Regions from separate parts of the Homo sapiens genome. Here region 1 is linked to region 2. Evidence: read pairs that join two places in POLR2A ChIA-PET (ENCODE). Cell type or tissue: PC-9. All regions are shown on one strand. Each heading gives the region's core, and the rest is flanking DNA. Links, peaks and the distances in the headings are about the cores only.

Region 1 (11,582 bases), core at 3,405-11,404, 190 kb after region 2:
TTTCTGGTAGATTTGTCTTTCCACAGAGAGTTTCTACAAGTCCATGTGGTCTGAATAGCACTGAATACATTGGGATCTTTCCGTCTCCATACTGGGCTCTAAACCTCTGCCAATTACCTGTGCTCTTTGGGTAGTTTTGATCACATCATTGACACCACTGGTCTGTTAAATCACTACCTGCCCTTCCACAAGTTTGCTTTTTCTTAAAAACATCTTTATGTTCTAGATTTATTCCATTGACAATTTAAAAAATACCGCCCTACTGAAGTTTTTCTTGTTGGTCTTGATCCATTCTTCCAGCCCACGGGGGTTGTTTCATGCTCTTGTTCTATCATCCAGGCCCTTTCTTTTTCCTCCCAGTTTCCTGTCTTTTTCCTTACAGTTTCCTCGTGAAATTGTTGGACAGGTCTAAACACACAGCTAAGATCCCCCTTTCAGCCTAACACTGGCCCATGAATATACCTCTGTTTGCTTCTTTCTGGGAAGCAGGTAAATGCTTCTGAAAAACATTTCATAGAGTACAAATGCCCCGCTTACTTTTTTTTTTTTTTTTTTTTAATGTATAGGGAATAACCAGCCTATTTCTTGGAAAGCTAATGGACAGTTGATGCGTTTATTCTAGAAAAATATTTTGGGCTCGGCTGTCACCAAACAGATTCTCGTCCCCAGCACTTGTTTCTCTGGTTTCTGCCTAGTAATTAATGTTGTCCTAAAATAGTGGGAAGAAACTAAAGAGGGTAATTTGCAGAAGAAATCACTCATGCTGCGGAGGAGGGTATCTTAGCTGTTTCTTTCCTTTTTTCCTGTATTTTAGGGGGCTCTGTGGTTTGATTGAGAAATTCCAGATTACGCACACGGGCCAAATGATTTTTTTTTTAAATTTTCGTTTTTATTTTTTTAGAGACAGGGTCTTGCTCTGTCGCCCAGGCTGGAATGCAGTGGCATAATCATAGCTCATTGCCACTTCGAACTCATGGGCTCAAGCGATCCTCCCACCTCAGCCTCCCAGAGTCCTGGGATTTCAGGTGTGAGCCACTGTGCCTGGCCCCAGGTGATCTTTAGTTGGTAGCTCTTCCTTTGTGGCAGTACTGTTAGGGAAAGGCAGACGGGAGGATGAGAGGGAGCACCTTAACTGAATGGAGGGAAGAAAGAAGGACAAAGGAGATGGAGAGGATAAACATTCAATAAGCACCTACTGTATACTGGGCACTTTGTTCAATATGTCATCCAATGAGGCAAGCTAGTATACCCACTTTCAGATGAAGAAACTGAGGCTCTGAGAGGTGATAAATACAGATTTTAACAGGTATCAGTGATATGATAAGTGTAAAAGTCAGGATTTAAACCAGGGTCTGTAAGAATCCAGCATCCAGGTCTTTCTACTGCAACACGATGCCTTAGGGAATCAGCTACATGTTAAGAGGAAGGGCAGGTGAGGAATATAAATGGAAAGAAAAACAGAGGTAGAGAGAAGCAAAGAGACAGAGAGGGCCAGGAAATGCTGAGATTATCAGTGGCTCTGGGCCTGCTGGGATGGAGGAGTTTGGGGGCTGCCATAGGCCTTTTGGAATCTCCAGTGATGATGTTTATTGCTTTGAGTAGCTCTCTGTCCCTAAGTCTGCAGAGGACCCAGGCTACCAGGGAAGAGATTATTTGGGCCACACTAAGTGTAGTTAAGCTATAATCCAGGGTTTGGATAAAATCAAGCACTGTCTCATCAGGATGCCTGCTCTCTCCTGCTTTTTTAGAAACGGATGCATTTTAGGAAAAAGAACCACAAAACCAGCGTCTTTATAGCCTGTCCTATTTTCTGGTTAACTTCCATTATAAAAATTGGAGCGAGATTTGCAGCACAAAACTATTTTCAATATACTTAATTGAATTTCTTTTCTGGGTTTTACCAACACTCTGTACTATAACTGGGATCTTCTTCTTTTCCCCCAACGTTGTAGAAATATGTCTCATGATTGTGGTTATTCATGTACTTGTTGGGGTCTCTTACCCTAATGGGACCTTTATTAAGTAAGGGATGATATGATTTCTCTTTGTGTATCCCACACTGCCTGCATGGAGTAATTTCTCATAGCAACAATTAAGATCTTGAAAACAGAAAATAAAGACATTGGAACTTAGTTGTCATGGCACTGAGTCGAACTGCCTTAGATGTCAACTCAGATGGCTCATGCCATCCAAAATATCCTCACCTTAATGTACCAAAATATCCTCAATTGGAACTCTGTCTGGGAAGGCCATCCCTGCAGCCTGGACTTCCTGTGACGGTAGGGATCCTCGGACTTGTTGGCCAGCAGAGGTTTCTGTGCAAATTCATTTTAACTGTGCTTGCATCCTTTTGGAATAGATGACAATTGGTAATTCTGAATTGAGATGATTTCAAAAGCTGTACTTCTGGTGCCATGCCTGAAATTAGTTTGAAATAGGAACAGCAGGGGAACAAATTGTATTGTGTGCAGTATCAAGCATTTCCCTGGCCCTTCTCCCCACTAGCAAGCCAAATTACAGCAGCAGATGGACCTGCAGAAAAATCACATTTTCCGTCTGACTCAAGGACTGCAAGAAGCTCTAGATCGGGCTGATCTACTGAAGACAGAAAGAAGTGACTTGGAGTATCAGCTGGAAAACATTCAGGTGAGGACTGGCAGAGGGAATCTGCTTAAAAATGGTCTGCACGGCTGGGCGCAGTGGCTCATGCCTGTAATCCCAGCACTTCGGGAGGCTGAGGAGGGCAGATTACTTGAGGTCAGGAGTTCGAGACCAGCCTGGCCAACATGGTGAAACCCCATCTCTACTAAAAATACAAAAATTAGCCTGGCGTGGTGGCGGGTGCCTGTAGTCCCAGCTACTCGGGAGACTGAGGAAGGAGAATGGCTTGAACCCGGGAGGTGGAGGTTGCAGTGGGCTGAGATCACACCACTGCACTCCAGCCCGGGCAACAGAGCAAGACTTTGTCTCAAGAAAATAAATAAATAAATAAGTCTGCAGAGGCAAAGCATGATTGTACAGTCATCTGGTAAAATGGTCAGTATCTTTGTGCTGCATATTGTGTGTATTTTCCCCAAGATTTTATTTTCAAAGATTGCAAACATTCAGAGAAGTTGGAAGATTTCTATAGTGACCATGACCTACAAGGAACCTGTTGCTATTTTTACTTTTTCACATATTTATCTATAAATATATCTTTTTTCTCTTTTGCAGTAAAACTGGACTAAATACATACTGACTCAGTACTGTTTGTGTTGGATTTTCATATATTAGTGTCCTAACAACTTCACTTTTTAGTTTCTTAAAGTACCAACTTTAAAAGTATACTTCTGTCTGGATTTGAGGTTAGTTTGTTTTCTTGAATTTTAGGTTCTCTATTCTCATGAAAAGGTGAAAATGGAAGGCACTATTTCTCAACAAACCAAACTCATTGATTTTCTGCAAGCCAAAATGGACCAACCTGCTAAAAAGAAAAAGGTGAGTCAAAGTGTTTGAAAAGTGGGAATTGTCAGTTTCACTCATCATTCATGGCTCAGTGGACACCACTGTGATATATGATCATAGGAACATAGAAGAAAACAAAGTATACTTTTTTTGTTGTTTTATTTTGGGTTGAAAAATAGATTTTGAGATAATTATAATAGGTCTTACTGAAAGATATCAGTGATCAAGTCTAACAAACTACTTTTTGTTTATGACCATTCAAATCATAGTATCTTTGTTAAAGAAGTAATCCCTCCCCAGCCCACACACATAGCAGTTGGGGCAGAGGGATGTATGCAGAGAGAAAGATTTATACCAAGTCATGCATACATGACTCTAGAGGGAGTTAGCAAGTCACAAGTATGGGGCTTCAGCAGTTCAGGTCTCTCGTACCACACTCCAGAAAGGACTTTAACAGTGATCTAGTCCAGTCCTTTTGATCGGCTCACAAAGAGACTAGAACTCAGGGAGCTGGGGTGACCTGCCTGAAGTGTCTGACTGGACACTTCTCCCCTCTGCCAAGTACTGAACAACCCTTTTAGATTGCAGGAGACAAATTACAAACTAGGGGCAGGGTTATACATAGTGCACATGAGAAGATTGTTTTTCATAAGCCTGATCTATACATGCTTTCCCAAACCACTAAAGCCTTCATACTAGGTTTGGCCAGGTGTTCTCAGTTCCAGAAAAGTCTTGAAGAAGCTTGCAGTTTCCTTCCAAATGCAGAAGCATACCATAGCAGCAGTGGCAGTGGTTTTGCAGGAGAGGCCTTGATGACTTGGAATACCTAGGAGGAAGGAGTGGAGGGCTGAAGTTGACAGTTGTCTCAATATTTCCGGTGCCATCTTCGCTGTAAGGGCATGAGCACAACATTCAGAGGCCGCCTCCCACTAGACGTTGGCTGCACGGGAAGGATTTTCTTGCATGCTGCGTGACTGTATATGGTTGTTATGCTTATGATATTTAATCTTTTTTATTTTAGCAGTGAACTGTTACCTGGTTATGTCACTTGATTTAGTTAGGGTGTTTCCATTTGTTATTTTTTTTAGTTACCTTTTTTTTAAGTTGCATTATTCTGTTTTCCTTTTTTTTCCATGTATAGTAAATATTTTCATTTGCATTTTTTTTTGAGTAAGCCCCTTGTTTTGACCTCATTTTAGCATTCCTTTTAAAATTTTGCTTCCTTTTACAAAACACTCATCTCTGTGTCTTGTAACTGAGCATCATGAGACATATTCCAAGGCAAGAGTGACCTCTGAACCATCTCTCCTGACTCCATACTCCATACTCTCCTGATTCCATTTTTTGAATGGGAAAGACTCAGGACATGACTCTCCTGTCTTGGCAATGCTAGAGGAAGAGGTGGTGGCCATTCAAGCATCTTTAATCCTCTTGGTGAAAACTTCCGCACCCCTATTTTTTTCAGCCGGCTGGAACGGGCTGTGGCTCAGCCTACCCTTCCCCCCCTTCACATGCCATTTTTACTAAATACACTTACAGTGAGTATGCTCCTGGCTTTTGTGGTTTGCTCCTCCCGAGTCAGATTTCCTTTAGCTAGTTTCAAGTGCCAGTTTCCAGGAGTTAGGAGATATCTCTGTTTCCATTGCTAGGGTTTATTTAGTCGACGGAAAGAGGACCCTGCTTTACCCACACAGGTTCCTCTGCAGTACAATGAGCTGAAGCTGGCCCTGGAGAAGGAGAAAGCTCGCTGTGCAGAGCTAGAGGAAGCCCTTCAGAAGACCCGCATCGAGCTCCGGTCCGCCCGGGAGGAAGGTAGGGGCTCACTCTCTCCAAAATGCTCAAGGATGTGGAAAAGGCAGAGGATTGATCTCAGTGAGATCAGCCAAGACTAACTAGCTCAGTGTCTTCGTTTATGGCCCATACGCTTTCAGACCAGACATCCCATGTCTGAAAAACGTATGGCCCCTGTGCATTGCCAAGTTGATGTGACGCATATTCTTTTGGTCTTGGGTCCTTGAAAGATAGCCCAGGGACATTCGGCTTAGTTTGGTCCTCTAGGCGACCCAGCTAACCAAAAGGCATTGTCCTGGTCTCTCTGCAGCTGCCCACCGCAAAGCAACGGACCACCCACACCCATCCACGCCAGCCACCGCGAGGCAGCAGATCGCCATGTCCGCCATCGTGCGGTCGCCAGAGCACCAGCCCAGTGCCATGAGCCTGCTGGCCCCGCCATCCAGCCGCAGAAAGGAGTCTTCAACTCCAGAGGGTACGTTGGAGTTGTATGGAAATTTCTTTTAGTCGACTAAGACATGTGGGCATATGGTAAAAATTACAAGTAATACTAGGGGTTAAAGATTAAAAAGTCAGTCTTGGCCAGGCACGGTGGCTCACACCTGTAACCCCAGCACTTTGGGAGGCCGAGGTGGGCGGATCACCTGAAGTTGGGAGCTCAAGACCAGCCTGACCAACATGGAGAAACCCCGTCTCTACTAAAAATGCAAAATTAGCTGGGCATGGTAGTGTATGCCTGTAATCCTAGCTACTCGGGAGGCTGAGGCAGGAGAATTGCTTGAATCCGGGAGGCGGAGGTTGCGGTAGCCGAGATTGCGCCATTGCACTCCAGCCTGGGCAACAAGAGGGAAACTCCATCTCAAAAAAAAAAAAAAAAAAAAGAAAGAAGTCAGTCTCCTGGCTCCCCATCCTCAGTGTTGGTTCATATATGTGACCACATGTCTATACCATTCATGTATCTTACATTGTGTGATTATATTTAAAGAATATGAGAAAATAGGCTGGGCATGGTGGCTCACGCCAGTAATCCCAGCACTTTGGGATGCTGAGGCAGGCGGATCACCTGAGGTCAGGAGTTTGAGACCAGCCTGGCCAACATGGTGAAACCTCGTTTCTACTAAAAATACAAAAATTAGCTGGGTGTGGTAGCATTCTCCTGAAGTCCCAGCTACTTGGGAGGCTAAGGCAGTAGAATCATTTGAACCCAGGAGGTGGAGGTTGCAGTGAGCCGAGATCACCCCACTGCACTCCAGCCTGGGTGATAAAGTGAGATTCCATCTCAAAAAAAAAAAAAAAAAAAGAAAAGAAAAGAAAAAAGAATATGAAAAAATAAGCACATCTCTCTCTCAGGCCTTTTTTCTTTTATAAATATTATAGTGGTGGCTCACGCCTGTAATCCCAGCACTTTGGGAGGCTGAGGTGGGCGGATCACCTGAGGTTGGGAGTTCGAGACTAGCCTGACCAACATGGAGAAACCCTGTCTCTACTAAAAATACAAAATTAGCCGGGTGTGGTGGTGCATGCCTGTAATCCCAGTTACCTGGGAGGCTGAGGCAGGAGAACTGTTTGAACCTGGGAGGCAGAGGTTGCAGTGAGCCAAGATAAAGCCATTGCATTCCAGTCTGGGCAACAAGACTGAAACTCTGTCTCAAAAACAAAAACAAGAAAACGTAAGCTTATCTTTCAGGCCTTTTTTCTCTTATAAATATCATAGCACACTACAGTATACACTGCAAGACACCTTCGTTTCATTAAAGTGCTATCTTAGAGGTTTCACATTAGTACATAAGGACCTACCCCATTCTTTCAGAGAACCACACAGTATTCCGTGGTGTGAGCATGCAATTCACCTGTTAAGCCAGGCTCCTGTTGATGGCCATTTAGGTTGTTTCCAATCCCCTGTTACTGTAAACACCTTGCAGAGGACATCCTGTGCCTCTGTGGGTGTTGTGCCTGGAGAAATTCCTGGGAAATGAATCACTGGGTTAAAGGTCATGTACATTTTGAGTGCTGGTAGTTTGTGCCAATGTTTATTTCTACCAACAGTGTGAGGAGTTTTCTTGCTGGTCTCAAATGTACTCCATTTACCTAGAGATTAAAAGGACTTAAGAAAAGGCCAAGGAAGCTGTTTGGAATGTCTTAGGAACACTAGGGTAGAGCTGTGGTTTAGCAATCATGGCATTGCAATCAAACCTGTTTTGGTTGTAAACCAGATGGTGTTTTCTTGTTGCTGTTGTTTTTCTTTAGCCTGAAGTCATTTTCTTCCTCCTGTGTTTATATAACTCCTTGAATCAAAGAGCTTTACTTTTTTTTTTTTTTTTTTTTTTTTTTTTTTTTTTTTGAGACAGAGTCTCGCTCTGTCGCCCAGGCTTGGAGAGCAGTGGTGTGATCTTGGCTCACTGCAACCTCTGCCTCCCAGGCTCAAGCGATTCTCATGCCTCAGCTTCCTGAGTAGCTGGGATTATAGGCATGCGCCACCATGCCTGGCTAATATTTTTATTTTTAGTAGAGATAGGGTTTCACCATGTTGGCCAGGCTGGTCTTGAACTCCTGACCTCAAGCGATCCACTTGCCTTGGCCTCCCAGAGTGCTGGCATTACAGGTTTGAGCCACTGTGCCCAGCCCAAGAGCTTTACTTTTAAACTCATTAAAATGGTGATGACAAGATAGAGGAAAGCATTGCTTCTGGCTGTGGTGTCCACTGAAATGTCCCTGAATAGTGATAGTACTACAGTATATTGCTCCTTTGTGTATACTGCACCACACAGTTTCAAAGTGCATTCCTGTTATTTATTCCTTGCACCTTTCCAAGAAAGGAAGGGGGGTGATGTTGTAAGGAGAGCCTACCGTATAGTCAGTCAATCTCCTACCAGTAACATGTTCTTAAAGCCTGATTCCTAATCACTGGATAATGGAGATTTTAAGTTGAGTCTTATAAATCTAGATGCATCTGTTAGTGTTAATACTTTCAAAATCTGTAACTAACCTGTTCTAATGGTTTTAACAGTTTCATTCAGATGTAATTTGCATACCGTACAGTTCGCTCATTAAAAATGTACAATTCAGTCTTTTTCAGTAAGTTTACAGGGTTGTGTAACCCTCATCACATTCTAATTTTTGAACAATTTTGACACCCCCCCACCCAAAAAATACTCCATACACATTATCAGTCCCCCGCCATTCTCCTTCCACTAATGTTCTTCTTAGCAACCACCAATCTACTTTCTGTCTCTGTCGATCTGCTCTCTTAGACATTTCATAAAGATGAATCATACTGCATGCGGCCTTTGTGTCTGGCTTCTTTCATGGAATGTAATGTTTTCAAGGTTCACCCATGTTGTAGCATGTATCAGAACTTCATTCCTTTCATGGCTGAATAATACTCCATTGTGTAGATGGCACATCTGATTATCCATTAATCCATTTTCATTAGTCCATTTTCACACTGCTGATAAAGACATGCCCAAGACTGGGTAATTTATAAAGAAAAAGAGGTGTAATAGACTCACAGTTCCATGTGGCTGGGGAGGCCTCACAATCATGGTGGAAGGCAAAAGGCATGTCTCATGTGGCGGTGACAAAAGAGAATAAGAACCAAGCGAGAGGGGTTTCCCCTTATAAAACTATCAGATCTTATTCACTACCACAAGAACAGTATGGGGGAAACCACCCGCATGATTCAGTTATCTCCCACCAAGTCCCTCCCAACACATGGGAATTATGGCAGCTGCAATTCAAGATGAGATTTGGGTGGGGACACAGCCAAACCATATCACCATTGGTGGACATTTGTGTTGTTTTCACTTTGTAGTTGTCATAAATTATGCTGCTGTGAACATTTATGTACAGATTTTTGTGGGTACATATGTTTTCAGTCCCCTTGGATATATAGCCAGGAGCGGAATTGCTGGGTTCTGGGGTAACTATGTTTAACCTTTTACAGAACTACCAGACTGAGTTCCAAAGTGGCTGCACCATTTTTACATTCTCACCAGGAATGTGTGAGGGTTCCAGTTTCTCCACATCCTCATCAACACTTATCTTCCTTTTTTTAGACTGTAGACATCCTAGTGGTTGTGAAGTGGTGTCTGCTTGGGGTTTTGATTCACATCTCTCTAACGACTGATAATGTTGAGCATCTTTTCATTTGCTCGTTGGCCATTTATCCTCTTCGGGGAGGTGTCTATTTAAATTCTTGGCCCATTTTAAAATTGGGTTGTCCTTTTATTATTGAGTTGTAAGAGTTCTTTATGTATTCTAGATATGAGTCCCTTATCAGAGATTTGATTTGCAAGTATTTTTTCCCTTTCTGTGGGTTGTCTTTTCACTTTCCTGATGGGATCATTTGCAGTACTCTAATGATTTTTTAAAACATTTTCCTCCAGAATTTAGTCGGCGTCTTAAGGAACGCATGCACCACAATATTCCTCACCGATTCAACGTAGGACTGAACATGCGAGCCACAAAGTGTGCTGTGTGTCTGGATACCGTGCACTTTGGACGCCAGGCATCCAAATGTCTCGGTAAGATCAGTAGTTGTGCATCTGTGCTGGGCACCTGTGCATCTCCAGCTTAAAAAGTCTATCAGGTGGAGGTGATTTTTTTCTAACTCATCATATAGTGCATTCATTTTCGAGCTTCTTACTTCAGTAGGAGGATGCTATTTTTCCCCTGTTGAAGCTGTGAGTTTATATATGTCTGCAGCTCATGACTCCAGCCTGCTGCTCAGAGTGCCTTAGGCTTTGCTAATTTCCAGCCCCTTTTTGTCAGGCTGGTCTCTCCCTACCTTTCCGCTGACTCCAACTGAAACATGCAAACGTGTTCTTTACACACCTGTTTGTGGGCGGTCTGGATTGAAGCCTGGAAAACTGGGTCAAGAGCACTTGGCACTTTTGTTTTCCCTTTCTGCAGGGGCCTGGCACCAGGGGAAGCTCAGGAGACTACCTGCAAGCCAGGGCCAGACTCTCTGGGCCCGGCTGGGGTAGAGAAGCCCAGGCGTTGGCTGGCAGAGGAAGGGAAGGGTCCAGGGTCAGCTGAGCATGCCCTCAGGTTGCTCACTGTTCTTCCCTAGAATGTCAGGTGATGTGTCACCCCAAGTGCTCCACGTGCTTGCCAGCCACCTGCGGCTTGCCTGCTGAATATGCCACACACTTCACCGAGGCCTTCTGCCGTGACAAAATGAACTCCCCAGGTCTCCAGACCAAGGAGCCCAGCAGCAGCTTGCACCTGGAAGGGTGGATGAAGGTGCCCAGGTACCATGTCAGGGTGGCTTGGGCTGGAGCAGGTGCTGGCACAAGCCACTCTGTCCCTGATGTTTTCTAGGGAAGTGTCTTTTCTAGGAACTCTGCCACCCCCTCATCCTATCCTCCAGCCGGATGTTTCTTCTGAGTTCAGACATTTTTCTTTTCCATCTTTCTTTCCCCAGGAATAACAAACGAGGACAGCAAGGCTGGGACAGGAAGTACATTGTCCTGGAGGGATCAAAAGTCCTCATTTATGACAATGAAGCCAGAGAAGGTAAATTAATAATTCAGGGGGAAGGTCATTGCACGTGGCTAACCCAGGTCTCCCCAGTGCTGGCGCGAAGGCTTTGTTTTTTGGACTGCCTTGCAAGCCTTCTACGCTTTTCCATTTTTGAAACTTACAAACCAAATGACTTCTCTAAAGGTTATTGGTGCGATACTCACATCTATAGGTCTCCCCCCTGAAGAACCCGCAGGGCGCTGCCCTGAAGATTCCACCTGCTAATACACCTTCCGAGAACTTCTGCCTCAGTCAACTAACCCATAAATCCGCATCGTCATCAGAAATTTGACTGTGCTACTCATCTGACACACTTTATTTTTTTTTATCTTCCCTCTCTGCCTTCTCTGCACACCTCTGTCCCTTCCTTGTTCTCGTGCGCCTCTCTTTACACACGTACCCTGTCTCTCTCTCCCTTGCTGTCTCTCTCGCTCTCTCTTCTCCCCTTGTTCTTGTTCCTGTTCTTTTGTTTTTCTTTCTGCCCTTCCTCTTTGCACCAAGCTGGACAGAGGCCGGTGGAAGAATTTGAGCTGTGCCTTCCCGACGGGGATGTATCTATTCATGGTGCCGTTGGTGCTTCCGAACTCGCAAATACAGCCAAAGCAGGTGAGGAGGAGCCGGAGGAGCCCCGCCCTGGAGGTGGGCCGGGCTTGGCCAATCAGCAGGGACAGAAGGGGTGGTACAGGGAAGATTGGCTCTGCAAAGGAGGCCCATCTTCCTCCGCTCCCCGCCTTGGCGGTAACTGGGATTTGCGTGGTTTGGTGGGCATCTTTGATCTCTCAGGCCCGTCCCTCCCAGTGGGAACGGGGGAAATCCACACCCAA
Region 2 (11,582 bases), core at 2,311-10,310:
CTGAGTGTGGAAGACAGGCCAAACCATGTGCTAAACCACCAAGTACCCTCAGGTCAGAAGCAGGATTGGCAGCACTTCCACTTCCCGAGTGAATTCAAACTCTGTGATTCTCATCCAGGGGTGATTTTGCTCCCGAGGGGACATTTGACAATGTCTGAAGACATTTTTTTTTTTTAATTTTTTTTGGAGATGGAGTCTTGTTCTGTTGCCCAGGCTGGAGTGCAATGGCACGATCTTGGCTCACTGCAACCTCTGCCTCCCGGGTTCAAGTGATTCTCCTGCCTCAGCCTCCCGACTAGCTGGGACTATAGGTGCCCGCCACCACACCCAACTAATTTTTGTATTTTTAGTAGAGGCGGAGTTTCACTATGTTGGCCAGGCTGGTCTTGAACTCTTGACCTCAGGTGATCTGCCCGCCTCAGCCTCCCAAAGTGCTGGGATTGCCGGCGTGAGCCACGGCGCCCGGCCTTAAGACAGTTTAGGTTGTCACAACTAGGCAGCGGGTGGGAGTGCTACTGGCATCTAGTGGGCTGAGGTCAGGGAGGTTCCTCAACGTCCAGGGCATCCCCCCACAACAAGGAATTATCTAGCTTAAAATAGCAATGGTACTGAGGTTGAGAAACCCTGATTTAATAGAAATAGAATTTCCAGAGGGAACAAGAATCATAACCACATCCCTGGACGTCAGAATAATCACGGATGAATACAAAGCCCCGTTATTCAACACGGCATTGTATACAACACTCTACCAGGCTCTGGAATCTTGCTGTCCACCAGCGATCCCACTCTTAGGTATTTACCCAAGAGAAGTAAAAACATACCTCCATACAAAGCTTAGTGTGTGAATGTTCATAGCAACATTATTCATAATAGCCCATATGTGGAAGCAACTCAAAATGTTTACTGTGTAAACAAAATGTGGTCTATCGTTACTACTCAGCTATAAAAAGAAATGATGTACTGATATACGCTACGACGTGCCTGGGCCTCGAAAACGTTATGCTCAGTGAAAGGAGCCAGATGCAAAAGACCACATATTACATGATTGTTTTTATATGACATACCCAGGAAAAGCAAATTATAAAGACAGAAAGTAGAGTCGTGGTTGCCTGGAGCTGGAGGTGGAAATGGGGATTAATTGTAAATGGGCATGAGAGACCTTATTGGGGTGATAAAAATATTCTGGCCGGGTGTGGTGGTTCACGCCTGTAATCCCAGCACTTGGGAGGCTGAAGTGAGCAGATCACTTGAGGTCAGGAGTTCGAGATCAGCCTGGCCAATATGGTGAAACTTCGTCTGTAATAAAAATAGAAAAAATTAGCCAGGCATGGTGGCATGCACCTGTAGTCCCAGCTACTCGGGAGGCTGAGGCAGGAGAATCACTTGAACCTGGGAGGCGGAGGCTGCAGTGAGTGGAGATTGCACCACTATACTCCAGCCTGGGAGACAGAGCAAGGTTCCGTCTCAAAAAAAAAAAAAAAAAAATATATATATATATATATAAACCTGGTGATGATATGGTGATGATGCATAACTCAGCAAACTTTCCAAAATGTATTAAACTGTACACTCAGGATGGCCAGTTAATCTCTTGGTGTTCTTAGGTGCATCATCTATAAAATGGAATACATAGTACTTACCTCACAAGACCGTTTTAAGAAATAAATAAAATTTATTTTCCAAATATAAACATAATGGCCAAACTTTTTCTTCTTCTTTTTTTTTTTTTCCTAGAGACAGGGTCTTGCTATATTGCCCAGGCTGGTCTTGAACTCCTGAGCTCAAGTAATCTGCCCGCCTTGGCCTCCCAAAATGCTGAGATTACAGATGTGAGCTACTGTACCTGGCCTGACCAACCCTTCTTCAATCTAAGTTTAAGTTGCATCAGAGATGCTCTCTTTCTACATTTTGCTGGGATCAGCAGGCAATACTCCTGGGTCCTATTATGATATGGATAGGAGTCATTTTTACCCAAAGTTATGATTGGAATGGATTTGCTTCCACATACTTCAGCCAAAACAGAATTGAAAAAAAATAAATAAAAAGGAGTTTTTGGGAGGTTATATTCTGTAACAAAAACCCTCTCTCTAAACAGACCCGACTGGTTTAGGTGACATTCCAGGACTTGATTACTTCCTATAGGTGCCTCCTTGCATTTAAAGAATCTCTGCCATGTTCTACTGAGTATGGTAAGAAAGTTCTCTCAACTCTGTGTTGACAGAATTATTTGAGTAATTAGACACAGTTCTCAACACAGAGAGAACTGTATCTAATTACTCAAATAATACATGCTCATTATTAAATAAATCAGGTGGGGCATGGAGGCTCATTCCTGTAATCCCAGCACTTTGGGAAGCCGAGGTGGGAGGACTGCTTGAGTCAAGAAGTTTGAGACAAGGCTGGGCAACATAGTGAGCCCTTGTTTTGTTTTGTTTTTTTTTTTGTGGGGGGTGCAGTCTCGCACTGTCGCCCAGGCTGGAGTGCAGTGGTGCTATCTTGGCTCACTGCAAGCTCCGCCTCCCAGGTTCATGCCATTCTCCTGCCTCAGCCTCCCGAGTAGCTGGGACTACGGCACCCGCCACCATACCCAGCTAATTTTTTGTATTTTTTAGTAGAGACAGGGTTTCACCATGTTAGCCAGGATGGTCTCGCTCTCCTGACCTCATGATCCACCGGCCTCAGCCTCCCAAAGTGCTGGGATTACAGGGGTGAGCCACCGTGCCCGGCCTGAGTTACTTCTTAAATAATTACCAGCATACAACTGACTCACTCTGCAAGATGCACACCAAAGTCTTTTTTTCATTTCTGTGGAGAATGGGGTCTTGCTATGTTGTCCAGGCTGGACTCAAACTCCTGGGCTCAAGCTATCCTTTTGCCTCTGCATCTCTCAGTGTTGGGATTACAAGTGTGAGCCAATGCACCCCGCCCAAAGTTTTTACCTAACAAATAGGTCCTGTTCTGCAGAAGTCAGTGCCAGGGTCTTGGGTGGGGAATAATTTTTGATGCCAAACTGAAATAATTGGAAGCATCAGAATCTAGTCTTAAAGAGTTTATTCAAGCGAAGAGCTGGGAATAGCCAATCTGGGAGACAGACTCCAGAGAAATGAGGTGAGAGTTCCGAAGTTGAAAGTTAAGTTCTTGGTTATAAGCAGAAAACAGAGTCTAGTAGAATGGTAACATTTTCTACATAAGCCTGGTTTATGAGTTACAACAATTTAATTAGTTACAGTTTGTTTTCTTTTCCTTAAGGCTTGTTTTCTTTTCTTTACAGCTGGCTTGCATTTCCTTTCCAATTTAAAAGAGTATATTTAGCATTCCATCTTAAGACAATGTGATAGCTATGAAATCTTTGTGTGAGAAGGGTAAGCAGGAAGTTAATCTATAATGAAAATCAACAGTAAAGAGGCAAGGGGTCTTCTCTGGTGCCCTTTAGTCATTTGCAACATTTTACAAACAACATAGTTTAGGAAGATGGCTAATCTGGCTAGGCACTGGGGCGCGGTGGTTCACACCTGTAATCCCAGCACTTTGGGAGGCTGAGGTGGGCAGATCACAAGGTCAGGAGATCAAGACCATCCTGGCCAACATGGTAAAACCCCATCTCTACAAAAGTTAGCTGGATGTGGTGGTGTGCGCCTGTAGTCCCAGCTACTTGGGAGGCTGAGGCAGGAGAATCACTTGAATCCATGAGGCAGAGGTTGCAGTGAGCTGAGATTGCATCACTGCACTCCAGCCTGGTGACAGAGTGAGATTCCGTCTCAAAAACAAAACAAAAAGGCCGGGCCCGGTGGCTCATGCCTGTAATCCCAGCACTTTGGGAGGCCAAGGCGGGTGGATCACGAGGTTTGGAGATCCAGACCATCCTGGCTAACACGGTGAAACCCTGTCTCTACTAAAAATACAAAAAATTAGCTGGGCATGGTGGCAGGCGCCTGCAGTCCCAGCTACTCAGGAGGCTGAGGCAGGAGAATGGCGTGAACCTGGGAGGCGGAGCTTGCAGTGAGCTGAGATCGTGCTACTACACTCCAGCCTGGGTGACAAAGCGAGACTGTCTCAAAAAAAAAAAGGAAAAAAACTAAAAAAAACAAAAACAAAAACAAAAAAAGAAGATGGCTAATTTATAATCAGAGAAACAAAGGTTACAGCTGTCTAGGTTACAGCTGCCTATCACATGACTCAGTCCCCATAATCACATTCCTTTAAGGCTCAAAATAGAGTTTCAATGGCTTAGATTTTGAATTACTTATTTTTACATTTTGTATATAATGGATAGAGTGTAATCCTCATTTCTTTCCCATACCACAGTATGCATTTCACCCAAGATAACCACTGATACATTTTATATATATTTCCCTAACTTTTCCCAAGCATATGTCAATAGATCTTTATCTTATTTGTATGGGATGGCACTGTACATCCCATAAGATACCTTGGCATATGTATCTTAGATATTTTTCTTTGTACACACAGAGTCATTATTTATTTATTTATTTATTGAGATAGAGTCTTGCTCTGTTGCCCAGGCTGGAGTACAATGGCATGATCTTGGCCCAGTTATTATTATGATGTTAGGAAAAGTTTTTTACTGTAAGGCAAATTTCTAGAGGAAGAATTGTTGGGACAAAAGGTTAAAACATTTCTTATTTTCATAGATGTTGCCAAATTCCTCTCCAAAAAGGTTTCTGCCGATTTCAGTTTCTACCAACAGTGTATGATAAGAATTAAAATATATATATATTTTTTAGGCCAGGTGTAGTGGCTGAGCCTGTGATCCCAGCCTTTTGGGAAGCTAAACAGAAGGATTGAGGCCAGGAGTTTGCGACAAGCCTGTACAACAAAGTGAGACCCCATCTCTAAAAAAATATTTTAAAAATGAGCTTCTAGATAAGATTTAATGTTCTAATTGTTGTTGGCAACCATAGCTGAGACTTAGTAGTGATGATGATTGATTTCCTCATGAGCCTTTTGTTCTCTTTCCCTGGTACCTTTATTTACATCATTATCTCTAAGTACATCCCACCAAGCCTTCCAGATTTATTATAACAGTACATCCCAACAAGTCTTCCAGATTTATTACAAATACCACCTCTAGCCCAGTGGCTTTCAACTGGGGACAACTGGAAATATTTGAAGACCCCTTTGGTTGTCAGAACCAGAGGTAAAGGGTATTGCTGGCATCTAGTGGGTGGAGGCCAGGGATGTTGCTAAGCATCCCACAATGTGCAGGACAGCACCACAAGAAAGAATTATGCAGCTGAAAATGTCAAAAGTGCTAAGGTTGAGAAACCCTGCTACAATTTTTTTTTTAATAGAGATAGAACCTCGCTATGTTGCCCAGGCTAGTCTCAAGTTGATTTATCCTTTCTCTACACACTTGATGCTTACTGTCCCTTCTTCAGTTTTGGCACATAATAAATTGCTTTATATCATCGCTCACTCTCTGTGTCCGTTGAGATTCTTTTGTTGGAAGTGATAGGAATTTCAACTTGAATACATTTAAACAGTAAATTGAGCTTATTGGCTCGCATAACTGAGTTTCTGAGGTCATGCTGATTTCAAGTGAAGCTTGAGCCAATGACTCCAATGATGTCAGTGAGGACCCAGTTCTTTTTTTTTTCCTATTAGTTGTGGTCAGTTTCATCCTAAAGTCCTCCTTTTCCACCTACTTGTGCTATGAGTAAAGCAGATCAAGTTTCATATCCTTATATTTTACTGTCCAGAGCTTCATAGTAGCCACTAGTCACACGTGGCTCTTGAGAAATCTGTTTAGGTCTGATTTGAGATGTGCTGAAGGTATAAAATACACATGTCAGATTTCAAAGACTCACTATGAAAAAAAAGAATGTAAAATATTGATTTTTTTCTACTATTGACACACTGAAATGATAATATTTTGGTTATATTGGATTAAATAAAACATATTATTAAAATTAATTTCACCTTTTCCTTTTCCTTTTTAAGCTGCAGCCAATAGAAAATTGAAATCTCAATATGAAGCTCACATTATATTTCTATTGGATAGCACTAGTGTAAGAGAAGAACCTCTTCTGAAATCTTCCTCAAGAGAGAGGAGACTTTTCTTTCCCAAAGACCACAGTAAGCATCTCCTTACCTATCGTTGACTTTGGTTGGGTTTCTGCTTCAATTGTGAACCAATCATCATAGGGAAAATGTACGGGATAAGTTGATTGGCTGATGCTGGATACAGGCCCACCCCTGGAGGAGGAGTTGGATCAATATTGCCTAAAGTTTATGGCTGAGAAGATGAGGACTGAGAAGATGAGGGAGGGAGGGAGGGGGGTTTCACACAGGATTTTTTTTTTTGAGATGAGTCTCTATCTGTTGCCCAGGCTAGAGTGCAGTGGCACGATCTTGGCTCACTGCAACCTCCACCTCCCGGGTTCAAGTGATTCTCCTGCCTCAGCCTCCTGAGTAGCTGGGACTACAGGCTTGCGCCACCATGCCCGGCTAATTTTTGTATTTTTAGTAGAGACGGGGTTTCACCATGTTGGCCAGGCTGGTCTTGAACTCCCGACCTCAGGCGATCTGCCCACCTCCGCCTCCCAAAGTGCTAGGATTACAGGCGTGAGCCACTGCACTGGGCCCACACAGGATATTTTGGATTCTGTTTCAGAAGGTAGGGTAAGGGACGTTGACTCTCAGCTCTTAGCTTATGCTCTCAGTTGCAAGTAATTTATAAAAAAAAAATTTGTTATTACACAAATGACATATGCGGATTATTTATAACTTTAAGAGCTGTCCACTGTGCCCTTTAGGTTGACAGTTCTCCCTTGGGTAAGACTTAAAGCAGTTTTCATCTGGATTGTATACATCTTGAGTACCATGCCTCATTATTCTTTGTGTCACAGTCCATGTCTGACACTGTGCTTTGGCCCATGGTGCTAATGAACTGTAATGGTGATGACAGTGGCAATGGTGGGGATCTCCATGTACACAGTTACATTTCTAGAGATGGACGCACCTCCACTGGGAAGCATCCAAGCAATGCTCAGGGAGCTGTGCCCACCAGAGCAGCAGTGTGGATTCCTGGTATTTGGAGGGGAGGTAGACAATGGAAGGAGAAAGAGGGAGCAGATAAGAAAATACCATCATCCAAGATCGTCCTCAATTTGGGGTAAATGCTATACTGGAATTAAAGGATTCACGGCAGAGGATGGTCAGCCATGGGATGGAGATCTTGATGTTTAAGCTAAAGTGATGTTAGCAACCAGTTTGGACAGTGCAGAGGACAGACTGTAAGGTGGCCAAGGTGGTCCCCATGATCTTCATCTCCTGGTGTTCAGATCCTGTGTGATCCCTTTGCCTTGAGTGTGGGCAGGACCTGTGATTTGCTTCTAACCAGGTGACTATGGCAAAGATGATGGGTTATCACGTTACATAAGATTGTCGTGTGTGTCTTGCTGAGAGACTTTCTCCCTTGCAAGCTGCCATCTTGTGAGCTGCTCTGTGGACAGGGCCATGGGGCAAGGGAAACTGGGAGTGGCGTCCACTGACAGTGAGTAAGAAGCTACAGCTACAGCTTTCAAGGAACTGAATGTTGCCGGCAATCATGTGGGCTTAAAAGCAGATTCTTCCCCAGTCAGACCTTGGAATGAGATCCCACTGCCCTGGCTGGGACTTTGATTGCAGCTTTGCAGAGCACCTACCTAGGCTGTGCCTGGACTCCAGACTCACAGAAGCTATGAGATAATAAATGCAGGTCGTTTTATGCTGCTAAGTTTTGGCAGTATTGTTATATAGCAATAGATAATGAATACAGATAGATCTGGCTGGGAGTGGTGGCTCATGCCTGTAATCCCAGCACTTTGGGAGGCTGAGGTGGGAGAAGTGCTTGATCTCAGGAGTTCAAGACCAGCCGGGGCAACATAGCAAGACCCATCTCTTAAAAAAATTAAAAATTAGCCAGGCATGGTGGTGTGCACCTGTAGTCCCAGCTACTCAAGAGGCTGAGGTGGGAGGATGGCTTGAGCCTAGAAGCTCGAGGTTACAGTTAGCTATGATCATGCCACTGCACTCCAGCCTGGGAAACAGGATGAGGCCCTGTCTAAAAACAACGACAAACAGACAGACCTGAGTGATATGTCCATTTAATTTTCAGCAGGCATTCGGAGCAGCTTATAGGGTTGTTCTTGTTTTATTGACTAGTATCAGTGAATAGAGAGACACTTTAGTAGCTTAGAAAACACAAGACTCTCTCCATACATTATTTTATGATGGATAGACCCCAATTTCTGTCATTGATTGGCTGCCATAAATATTTCCAAAAAATGTTCAATCTTAATGATTTCTTGTTCCTTGAAGAATCTTAGTTACACAGAGTGAAAAACTGGTGGAGAATCTTAGGTGAATTACCCTTTTGTTAGTGCTAGAATTAGTTTTTACTTGGCAAAGGAAAGGGAGCTGGAAACTGTGCTCTTGAAGGCACAAAACCTGGATTTTCAAAGGCTGTTTTTTTAGACCCTGCTAATGGGGAACAGAGAGAAAACTGCCTTGGAAGGGCAATCATCTTCAAACCACACCACCCCTGAAGGAGAAATTTGATTCTAAAAATACACTACCAAGCACGCCAGTTGAAAGAGAAATGCCTAATGGTTGTGGAAAATCTTTATGCCCAGAGAAATTGGTCACATTAAGGTCCTGTCTTGCTTTTATCTGCTGTGAACACAATGTATGTTGATGCATCGACCCATTGTTCTCCCTTTTCAGGAGTTTCATCTTAGATAACAGCAAACTGTGGGAGTTCACAAAATCGATTCATTGCTGTTCTGTTATTTCCTGTTTAGCATGTGCTAGAATCTGCCCTACCATCTAAGGTTCACACATTTCTGCTTTTAAATTTTTAGAATTTATTTTGCCTTTTTTTTTTTGAGACAGGATCTCACCCTGTTGCCCAGGCTGGAGTGCAGTGGTGCGATCTCGGCTCACTGCAACCTCCCCCTCCAAGGTTCAAGCGATTCTCCTGCCTCAGCTCCCCGAGTAGCTGGGATTACAGACACCCACCAGCATGCCCGGCAAATTTTTGTATTTTTGGTAGAGATGGGGTTTCACCACGTTGGCCAGGCTGTTCTCGAACTCCTGACCTCAGGTGATTGACCTGCCTTGGCCTCCCAAAGTGCTGAGATCACAGGCATGAACCACCATGCCTGGCCTATTTAACTTTGTTTTTGTTTTACAGACAAGGTCTCGCTGTGTCACCCAGGCTGGAGTGCAGTGGCATGATCATAGCTCACTGCAGCCTTAAACTCCTGGGTTCATGCGCATGCGATCCTCCTGACTCAGCCTCATGAATACCTTAGACTACAGGTGTGTACCACTAGGCCTAGCTAATTAAAAAAATTTTTTTTTTTTTTTTGTAGAGATAGGGTCTTGCTGTGTTGCTCAAGGTGGTCTCAAACTCCCTGGCTCAAGTGATCCTCCCGCCTGGGCCCCCCAAAGCACTGGGATTACAGGTGTGAGCCACTGCAGCTGGTCCATGTTTTTATGCCATGAAATAATATATTCTTGAAGACCTCCATGATATAAGGTGCATGCCAAAGGAGTTTGATCCTTTTTCTTGCCTTTTGTCACAGAACAACTCTGGAGGAGGCAGCCAGGGCTCAAAAGCTGATAAAAAAGCTTCATGGACTCCATGGTCCAAAGAAAGAAGAAAATAACTGGAGTCCCCTCTTCTATTAAGAAGTAACCAAATAGGCTGGGCATGGTGGCTCATGCCTATAATTCTAGCATTTTGGGAGGCCGAGGCGGGCAGATCACTTGAGGTCAGGAGTTCAAGACCAGCCTGGCCAACATGGCGAAACCCCGTCTCTTCTAAAAATACAAAAAAATTAGCTGGGTGTGGTGGCATGCACCTGTAATCCCAGCTACTTGAGATGCTAGGCAGGAGAATCGCTTGAACCCAGGAGGTGGAGGTTACAGTGAGCCAAGATTGAGCCATTGCACACCAGCCTGGGCTACAGAGTGAGACTTAGTCTCAGAAAAAAAAAAAAGTAACCAAACTACTTCGCTATCCACAGCCTCACTCTATCCCATCCTGCATCCCAGCCTGTGTATTGGGGGAGGGAAGGTGTTAAACCGAACTGAGTTCTGCTCGCCTGGCACGGTAAGGCCAGATATCCACATGGAGGTTTGCAGCAGGAGAAGGGAAGGTATTTATATGCAGGGTGCCAAGCAAGGAGAATTGGGCAGCTAATGCTTACGTCCTGACCTCCCTGATGGTTTTTAAAAGCAGGGGTAAATTTTAAGAAAGCAGAGTTATAGGCAAAATTGTAAATCAATACATGGAGGGTACACCTTGGTTTTTGGCCTAAAAAGGCAGGATACCTTGAAGTGGGGCCCCCAGGTTATAGGTGGATTCAAAGATTTTCTGATTTGCAGTTGGTTAAGGAAGAGAAGCTTTGTTTAAAAATTTGGGGTCAGCAGAAAAGAACGTTAGCTCCTGGCTTCCTCCAGGCCCTTCAGGAACAAATTTAGAACAAAGAATGGTGGTCAGAGGTCGGTCATCAGTCTCCCCTCATCTGAGGTCTGTGCGCCCCTGGATGCCATTTGGTAGGGGTCTGGGTTTTTGAAAAACAACTTAGGGATGTATGTTTTTTTTACTTTTTTTTTTTCTGTTTTTGTTTTTGTTTTTTTGAGACAGGGTCTCACTCTGTCACGCAGGCTAGGGTGCAGTGGCGTGATCTTGGTTCACTGCAACCTCTGCCACCGGGGTTCAAGTGATTCTCCCACCTCAGCCTCCTGAGTAGCTGGGATTACAAGAGTGAGCCACCATGCCCGGCTAATTTTGTATTTTTAGTAGAGATGAGGTTTCACCATGTTGGCCAGGCTGGTCTCGAACTCCTGACCTCAGGTCATCCACTCTCCTCAGCCTCCCAAAGTGCTGGGATTACAAGCGTGAGCTAGAAGCTGTTCTTTGAGTTGGAGGGCACCTGGCAGAAGCGAGAACCAAAGGCATCTCATTCCTAGGGTGGCCAGAGTGGCTGCCTACTTGGGCTGCAGAATTGTCGATGGACTCTCTGGGCTCACGGTGTTTTTCTTGTCTGTTCTCATGCATTTATTCTTCCTGAAGAATTTCATTTTCAGTTCTCATGTCTCTGCCATACCTCTCCCTGAAACCCTGAAGTTGGAATTCTTTTTATTTTTGTTTTTGAGACAGAATCTTGCTCTATTGCCCAGGTTGGAGTGCAATGGTGCTATCTCCGTTCACTCTCTCTGCCTCTCAGGCTCAAGTGATTCTCCCACCTCAGCCACCCAAGTAGCTTGGACTACAGGCACGGACCACCACACCTGGCTAGTTTTTGTATTTTTTAGCAGAGATAGGGTTTCTTCATGTTGGCCAGGCTGGCCATGAACTCCTGACCTAAAGTGATCCACCCACCTTGGCCTCCCAAAGTGCTAGGATTACAGACATGAGCCACCACGTCCAGCCTGGAATTTTTTTTTTGAATTGCATTTCAATTTTTTCTTTTCTTTTCTTTTTTTTTTTTTTTTGAGATGGAGTCTCGCTCTGTCACCCAGGCTGGAGTGCAGTGGCATGATCTCAGCTCACTGCACCCTCTGCCTCC

What was found. Peaks named below come from ENCODE experiments on the same cell type or tissue, not always from the same donor. Only the 100,000 strongest peaks of a DNase experiment are listed, where the experiment ranks them.
Region 1: POLR2A ChIA-PET joins it to region 2 with 6 read pairs; 3 of 35 experiments call an interaction of 5 or more read pairs at or near these places.

What each region holds. Positions count from the first base shown.
Region 1 is chr12:119,712,373-119,723,954 of GRCh38, reverse strand. CIT (citron rho-interacting serine/threonine kinase) reads left to right here. Exons shown (of 48, transcript NM_001206999.2): 29 at 2,506-2,646; 30 at 3,370-3,477; 31 at 5,094-5,256; 32 at 5,546-5,710; 33 at 9,621-9,758; 34 at 10,307-10,487; 35 at 10,661-10,752; 36 at 11,260-11,364. It overlaps MIR1178 (microRNA 1178), which reads left to right and starts at 10,231; the gene lies at 10,231-10,321. In PC-9, for the core only: no CTCF peak of the experiment used is centred there; a DNase peak (open chromatin) is centred at 7,364; H3K27ac peaks cover 1,665 bases.
Region 2 is chr12:119,905,408-119,916,989 of GRCh38, reverse strand. No RefSeq gene overlaps it. Among named protein-coding and RNA genes, the nearest start is that of CIT, 34 kb to the right of the region's middle. In PC-9, for the core only: no CTCF peak of the experiment used is centred there; a DNase peak (open chromatin) is centred at 5,689; H3K27ac peaks cover 74 bases.